2 separate regions of the Homo sapiens genome follow, and region 2 is linked to region 1. A link is a loop called in an ENCODE intact Hi-C map of the cell type or tissue named here. Cell type or tissue: PC-9. All regions are shown on one strand. Each heading gives the region's core, and the rest is flanking DNA. Links, peaks and the distances in the headings are about the cores only.

Region 1 (4,408 bases), core at 184-4,183:
GACTAAAGTATAGAAGAATTTATAAGAAGGACATATAAATGTTCAAAAAACATAAGAAGGGTCCAACCTTACAAGAAATTAAATATATGTAAATTAAAGCCCAATAAATTAATACTTTTCTCCTATCAAATAGACATTGATTTCTTTTAATGTTAATACAGATGTTGGCCAAGTCACTGGTTAATGAACATTATTATTCATTTTGGCTCACATTAGTATTAATTGATAAATTTCAAGGGGTGATTCAGTAGTATGCAGCAAGTACCTTTAAAATGTCCATAACCATTGGCCACCTGATTTTACTTATTTTAAAGAAATTATCCCAGATGCACATACAAAGACGCATGTGTATACAATGGAATACAAGACAGACGTAAAAATGTTATCATTGTAGGACAGATAGTAATTATATTGAAAAATGTACTCCATACAGTATATTGTTAAATGGAAAAAAGTTATAAAGCAGATTATACAGAGTTGTTTCCATTTTTAGAATATACATATATAATTATTATTGTGTGGTTATACAAATATATACAGGTGATAAAAATGACATAAAACTATATATACTCATTGTACCAATGTCAATTTCCTGGCTTCTGATGACATAGAACTATATACACTCATTGTACCAATGTTAATTTCCTGGCTTCTGACATTGTACTTTAGTTATATAAAACAGAACCATTGGGTATGACTGGGTGAAATGTGTAAGATTTGACTAATTTTTATTTTCATCACATGTTTATACTTTTGTTCAATGAACAAATATTTTCATAAGAAAATATTATTGAATAATGTAAAAACCTAAAGATGTCCCAATAATTAAAATCTTTTTGAATATATATTTATGTGTGTGTGTGTATTATAGATGTAAGATATACATATGAGGAAAGATGGATGGATGAATGGATGGATGGATGGATGGATGGATGGATGGATGGATAGATGACAGAGCCATTATGAAACTTATCATATATTAAAATGACATCACAAAAATGCTTCTGATAATACAAGTTGGATATGTAAGGAACAGACAGAGCTTTCATATTAATCAGTGGTAAGCTACTGTATCTTTAAATTGAGTTAATAATCAGTTCTTTACATTAAATCACATTTTTATAATTGTATATGTATTTTATTGTGATCAATTACAAACATAGACATCAACATCAACAAATATAAAACAGCCTTGTTTTTTCTTCTCTCCTGTCCCCATCACTGAAATGTCCTTCAGCTCTTCCCTTTTCCTTGCCTTCAAGAATTACGATGGAAACAGTTTGAAATGGAAAAAAAACTGCAATTTGAATTTGATTTATTCTATTTAGCATCTGTGGTCAGGGGCAAATCTTTTATCCTCTCTGAGTCTCGGTTAACTCTTCTGTAAATGGAAATATTAATTAAGCCACTTACAGAGTAGTTGGGAGCATTAACTGAGAAGACATGTGCAAAGTAACAAATACTGGTAGGTTCTTCACACATGTGAGATTCCTCTTTTTTCTTTCTCCATTTACTTCCTATTCCTTGACCTCTCCTATTGCCAACATTTTGAAATTCTTATTTTCTGAGAAAACACAAGGATTTTTTTAAATTTGTGCAGACTGGGACACTAATTTTCTCAGCAAGATCACATTTTAAGAACTAAGCATCACTAAGGGCTTTTTTCTTTTATGGGGATGAGAGGGTATGGAGGAGAACAGAGACTAATATTTTTTTGGCACCACTCACAGCCCAGTGCCGTATGGAGCACAGCCTCTCCCAGTTATAACAGTTGTTGGATATTCAGTTTTACCGAATCCACCAAGAGTACATTTATCTGGAAAAACTCCTGAGAACACTAAAGAAAGCTAAGAGCAATTCTATTCTCGAAGCACTATTTCTTCTCCATGTCATTTTTAATGCTGCTGAATGCCATTATGCAATGATTTTAGTAGAAGTCGGCTTTTCAAAATGGCATATTTTTTCGCCTATCCCCAAGAATTCATCTTATATTTCAAATGGCCTAGTTTCAAGCTGTTATATCAGTCAGGCTAACACATGGTCACAGGCTTAGCAATTTAGGGGTAGGGGAGGGGAGAGGGAGATGAAAGGGCTTGATTTGCCACGATGGTATAGCACAGCCCTTAAATCTTTAGGGTTTCTTCAAGTCCTGGCTTCACCTCCTCTGTTGTTCCACATCCACACATACTCAGCATTTCACATTCAGGTCATCCAGCCCTTATTTCCAGCTCACTATCACAACCCTCAGGGCAGTCCACTGTGGTCTTTCCCATCATTCAAATAAATAACAAAATCGTGTGCTGCAAAAACAGCAATAAGTGAAAAATGCAAACCTGCCTGTCCTGTATGTGACTCATGGCACAGCAAGCTGAAGGATCTTCAGTGTGCTATTCTCATTACATAATAACCCCTCTGGTTCCAAGCTGCAGGAGCCCTTCCAATTTATATCAGTGTCTGGGTTGTTCATCTTTTTTTTTTACCATTCTGGCCTTTAGCCTGTATCTATTCTCTGTTAGCTCTAATCTAAGTAAGGAGAATACATTCTGCAGAGTCAAGCAGGTAGGGCTGATTTTTAAATGTGCACATATTTAGGTAGAATATTCTAATGCTTCATTGTAGTGGGCATTTGTTTTCCATTTTCTGAGCTTGGTTGGCCCCATTCTCCCCGCATCCTTGGAGCTGCCAATACTTCCAGTAGACTCTTTTCCTATAAAATGTGGCCAGTTATTTCCTGTTATTTGCAACCAAGAACCCTGAGTAATATAACCTTCAAGTCATCACAATACATTCTCATAATCTAAGATAAGGGCAATAAAAATATGTGGAGACCTTCAGATAATATGAATATTAATAAAATGTATACTTGAAAGAAAGATGTTTATGAAACACTGCCAGGGAAAACAAGCGCTGTATAAAACAGTATGTATAGTATGATCTTTTTGCAAAAGAAAAAATATAGATATATATCTACATGTCAAGAAAACTGAAAGGATACTATCAAAATGTTAATAGGGTGGGTAATCTTCATGAGAAGAACTCGCCTGTGATTTTTATTTAATTCTTTTTGCTTCTCCATGCTTTCTATAGTTTCTACCATGAACACATATTCCTTTTGCAATATGAAACAAATAATAAATGTTATTTTAAGGAATGCATTATATGTTGAATTCCTAACACCCAATGTGACAATATTAGGAGGCAGAGACTTTGGAAGGTATTTAGGTAATGAGGATGGAGCCCTCATGAATGGGATTAGTGCCCTTACTCTAAGAGGTCAGAGAGCTACTTAGCTGCCTTTCTACCAGGTGAAGATACAATGAGAAGTTGGCAGTCTGTGGCCCAGAAGACAGCTTTCATCAGAACCTGATCATGCTAGCACCCTGATATCAGACATCAAGGCCTCCAGAATCAGGAGAAATAAATTCCTGTTGTTTGTAAGCCACCCAGTCTATGGTACTTTGTTATAGAAGCCTAAGCTGACTAAGACATTTAGCAATATTGCAATTTCAGACAAATTTCCGCCTTTTTTAAATAAATAAAATAAAAGCAGAAATTTTTTAGGAAGTTTCAAAGCTCACTAGTTAAAGGCTGTGCCATTACAGTCCTGATAATTTACTCACCTCACATCAATTCCTCTCCTGCTAGGATAATTCTGTAGAAACATTTGTCTGTGTTTTTTTTTTCTTTTTATTAATTATTCAGCATTGTGTCTGGTTTTGCTTCAAAGGTCGGAGGCAAAATTTTCAAGTGCTCTTAGAATTTACTTATTTTCCTTCAAGAGTGTTTAGAATAAAATATCCAGAGTTATATAATCTGTTAAACATTAATTGGTCATGCAAAATTTTACATCTCTTGATTGTACCATTTCTAGAGTTCAGTCCTTGCTCTCTCCTTGTACATCATTGGTTTTCAAACGTATTGGTCTTGGGATCTCTTTATACTTATAAAAATTGCATAGAGGTTTGGGGGAGAAATGGCAGATAAGAAGTAGAACTAACTTGCAGCTCCCACTCAGACAAACAGAAAAGCATGTGGAGACTCACATCATAAATTTTTGCTCCATGAACCACCACAGGAACATACCAGGAAAATGGAAAGAATTCACAGACCCTTTGAAAGAAGCAGCTTGCCACTGCAAACTCCATGAGACAGCTGAAAAACTGTGAATGCCCAAAGTGTGAGAAGGGGAAAGTCCACCTCCAAACACACATCCTCACCGGGGAACCTGAAAATCCAGATTTTAGATCCAGATTGAGAGAGTGCAGCAAAATATAAAAGTAGAAGAAGCAGGGGAAAGAGCCCTGTAGGCACTCCCAGTCCCCAAGGAGGCCATTTCTGACTTTGTCTCACAGGGGTTTTTGGGGAGGGCAGCCAATAAAATTGGGGAAGGGCCACAGGGAGACGTCCA
Region 2 (4,408 bases), core at 175-4,174, 110 kb after region 1:
GAGCTCTTAACCACTCCATGATACTGTCTATGAGAGGATAGATATAGGTAGATGGCATGTCAACATGAAAACTGGGGTAAGCCATCAGGGAACTCACTCTGGGTCTTTCCAATTTTTTTACTTGAAGGAAGAAGTGAGAAGGTCTTCGAAAGTGCTGATCGATAGAAATACAACATGAGCCGCGATGTGAGGCATATTATTAATTTTAAATTTTCTAACAGCCACATTTAAATCACAAAAAGAAACAGGTAAAATTATAATTAAGCCAATCCTGTCAAAAATATAATTTCAATATTATATCACATATCAATTTTGACAATCTTTTACATGTCCTTTATGTCTTAGAAATTCATCATACATTTTAGACTTAGAGTATATCTCCATTTAGACTAGCCATATTTCAAGTGCTCAGTGTCTGCCATACTGGACAGTGCAGTCACTGGTAGGATGAGTGAGAGTAAACTGATAATATGTATGGAGATTAAGCATTTAAGGAGAAACATAAATTACCTGTTGTTTGGTTTATCTTAGGTAGTTTGAAGGAACAAATAACAGGACTGACAAGTAGAAGCCAGATCTATATTGAAATAAGACAATATAAATCTCTATGAGTGTCTATTTATATATGTAATGTATGTATACACTCGCACAAGTATGTTGGGTGCATGCAGATTCAGCATTCATGATTGGTAAGCCAGAAACTAGCATAATTTGATATCAATAGGATTTAACATCTTCCCCCACAAAGTACTTAAGCTACTCAGAATAGAATATAGTCTTCGTTTGGGAATTAATCCCTGGTTGTCTTCTGTCTGTCCATCTCTTCTCTAATTTTCAATCTTGCAGTCCTCATATCCAGTCTTCTTTCCAGTCTAGTACCTCAGACCCCTTTCAGACCTTCCCCTTTCTCTTCACTCTGTTGAATCTCTCCTCAGATTCAGACACCCATGGGTTAACACAGTGATCATAGACTCACTTTGGCCCTGCCCTTGACCTATCCACACCCACACCTTTCCCTCAGCCAGTTTTATTACTAACACGAAACCATGTCCTCCAGAATGACACCAGAGATTTTCCCATTAAGTACCTACAGTCAACACGGCATCCTTGTCTTCCTTTAATTCCCCCCTTCATTGAAATGTTGTCATCTCTTTAGTAGTGAATATTCAGTAAGATCCAGGATCCAGAGGATTGTTTAATTGCCATTTAGGTTAAGAATCACAAAGCAATTTACCTGGCGGCCAGATTGGAAGACAGGAGTTAGAAAGGGAAAGTAAAATGGCTGAAAAAGTTGTATAGCTATAAATATATTTTTATTTTTAAACTATGAAGCAATATAATAGCTATGAAATTGAATCTTCTTCCCTAGGGTAAGTAAGTAACAGAGTATCATAGGCCTTGGCAGGCAGAATAACCCCCTTTTCCAAGCTGGAAGATATCATCCTTTGATCAAAAACATAAGATCCTTTCATTTTCCCCACTATAGTCAGCGCTTCAATTTCAAAGGCCACTCGCTGTTTCTGATCTGTTATTTATCAGTCAGGCAGACTCAACACACATAGAGAAAGCCACTTTGGTAGAAGCTGCTGCCTCCTTTATCACAAATGCAGACTTAAGGATCTTATCCTGCTAAAACTGTACGGCACAACGAAAAAAGGCAGAAGCGGGGGCAGAGGAAAACCAACTTCATGATGGGAAGTTCCAGTTTACTGAGAGGAGCAGAGATGTCAAACATAGCTGAAATATGGAAAGTCGCCTAATGTGGCTGATAAATCCCTTTGTTTCTGAGCCAATGTCACTCCTAATACTGGGATTTCCAAAATAAAAATACCAGGATGCTGTTGGGCAGGTAAAAATATGACATTGCAACCAGGAAGGAAGACAAGTTAATATGTTCAATGACCCTAATACATGTCAGGCACGGTGCAGTCTTTTTAAAACACAGCAAACCTCACAATCCCCTCAGCATGAAGAAAAGGGGGCTTAGAGAAGTTACACATGGTATACTCTTAAGTGAACTGTCATTCAAATCCCTGCTTCTCCCACCCTGAAGCCGAGGCTTTTTCTTTCATTTTCATTGTTTGTTTTCACCTCTATCTCCTATAGCACCCTGCCTCCATAGAAACAGGAGGCGTCTTAGGTGTGTGTTGGTCTGTGGACTGGTTTAGCCAGAAGGACAAGCCCAACCACACAAACATTTGTTTTCACTTTGTCCTTTCTGTGTACATCATAATTGTGCACCCCTCAAAAAAATGTTAGGTTAAATAAACACAGGACACATAAAAACATCTCTGCCTCATCCCCACAACATAAATCATAGTTGCCAAATGTTAAATTTGCTGAATTGGTGGCTCACCGCTCTTAAACTACTAATTTACTCACATGCTTAACTTCAATGGAACCACAGTGTAATGTTCTTCAGGTGATTTTTTTTCAGGGGCACTGATATCACTCAACCATATTATTCATGTAACAATTTTATTCAACAAAGGACAATTAGATAAAGGACAAAAAGGCAAAGGATGGTTGGAATGGAAACATTGGAATCAAGTCAAACAGACTATATACTCCAATAATAAATGTAGTTTCCCCAACTAGTTTTACTTCAGGCTTCTATTACTTCCCCATGTTTCCTTGTGTGATATTATGAAATGCATATTTGGTCTTCTTCCCCATTTCCTGACTTAAGCATTCAAAATCCTTAGAATTCCCAAGAGATAAGAGTATCTTTTGTTAGCCAGGTGTGGTGACTGCTCGCCAGCAGTCCCAACTACTCGGGAGGCTGAGGTAGGAGGATCACTTGATCTAGGAGGTCAAGGCTGCAGCGAGCTGTGGTCATGCCACTGTGCTCCAGCCTGGGCAACAGAGTATCCTGTCTCGGAAAAAAAAAAAAGAAAAATAGTATATTTTGTGTTCTAATGAGATGACTGGTGGTTGGGAGCCCCTAGATTACCTCAGGATGGGGGCTGGTTGCCAAGGGAACCAACTGTGAGATTGGAGGATTGGAACCTTCAGTCCTACTGCCCTCAGGGGGTTTCCACATTGGCAAGCAAGCACTCATCCACACGTGAGGAGGGAGGTGCACCCCCAACTCCATAAGGACAGAAGTTTCTGCACTCAGGAACCTTCTAGACCTTGCACTTTTCTCTTTATCTGGCTATTTGTTTGTATCCTTTAAATTATCCTTTGAAATAAACAGGCAAACATAAGTAAAGTGTTTCCCTGAGTTCTGGGAGCTGCTTTAGCAAATTTATCAAACTGGAGGAGGGGCCCTGGAAATCCGAGTTTATAGCCAGTGGGTCAGAAGTTCCTGAAGCCCAGACTTATGACAGGCTCCTAAAGTGAGGGTCAGTCTTGGGGACCAGGCCCTCAACCTGTGAGACCTGATGCTACCTCCAAGTGGATACTGCCAGAATCGAATTGAATTAGAAGACACCCAGCTGGTGTCTGCTGCAGAACTGATTACTTGCTTGGTATGTGTGGAAAAGCCCCACACATCTGGTCACAGAAGTGTTCTGTGTTGTAAGAGTATAGTAGAAGGAAAAAACAGGTTTTTTTTACGCATTACTTGCATGAATTTTTTGTGAATGAACTTACTTTACTGGGTTTTTTAATTTTAAAATTATTTATAATTTTATAATTATATATAATAAAATTAATTATAAAAATAGCACATACTGTGGAAATATATACTCACTAGATTCTCTGGGTCATGTTTGGTGTGGATTCTTTCACACCTTTTTTCCATACAAACATTTATAATTATACAGAAAGGTTTTCCTCCTTTTTATAAAAAATACTATATACTATTCAGGCCAGGTGCAGTGGCTCACGCCTGTAATCCCAGCACTTTGGGAGGCCGAGGCAGGAGGATCACCTGAGGTTGGGAGTTCAAGACCAGCCTGACCAACATGGAAAAACCCTGTCTCTACTAAAAGTATAAAATTAGCCGGGCGTGGTGGCGCATGCCTGTAATCCCAGATACTCAGGAGGCTGAGACAGGAGAACTGCTTGAACCTGGGAGATGGAGGTTATGGTGAGCCAAGATGGCACCATTGCACTCCAGCCTGGGCAACAAGAGTGAAATTCTGTCTCAAAAAATAATAATAATGAAAATAAAATAAAATATAAAAATTACCATACACTATTCAATAATTTGTATTTTTTTCATTCAGAATATATCATGCACACCCCTCCAGATCAATACATTTAGGTTGACTTATATTCTAAGTAGTTATATCATTTTCCATTATAACTATATCAAAATATATTTATTTCTCTAGAGATGAAGATTTTGGATATTTTCAAGTTTTTGGTAGATGCTTTACTATAATATATACTATTACAACAACTTTCTTGTACACATATTCTTATGTACAGGTAATTAGGGCTACAGCTTATTGTGATA

What was found. Hi-C counts contacts between places; a loop is a spot of excess contacts. Peaks named below come from ENCODE experiments on the same cell type or tissue, not always from the same donor. Only the 100,000 strongest peaks of a DNase experiment are listed, where the experiment ranks them.
Region 2: it touches region 1 in a loop (5-fold over the local background); 1 of 110 quality-filtered maps calls a loop at or near these places.

The regions. Positions count from the first base shown.
Region 1 is chr3:23,015,649-23,020,056 of GRCh38, forward strand. No RefSeq gene overlaps it. Among named protein-coding and RNA genes, the nearest start is that of UBE2E2-DT, 190 kb to the right of the region's middle. In PC-9, for the core only: no CTCF peak of the experiment used is centred there; a DNase peak (open chromatin) is centred at 2,323; H3K4me3 peaks cover 559 bases; H3K27ac peaks cover 385 bases.
Region 2 is chr3:23,127,857-23,132,264 of GRCh38, forward strand. No RefSeq gene overlaps it. Among named protein-coding and RNA genes, the nearest start is that of UBE2E2-DT, 73 kb to the right of the region's middle. In PC-9, for the core only: no CTCF peak of the experiment used is centred there; a DNase peak (open chromatin) is centred at 2,205; H3K4me3 peaks cover 982 bases; H3K27ac peaks cover 585 bases.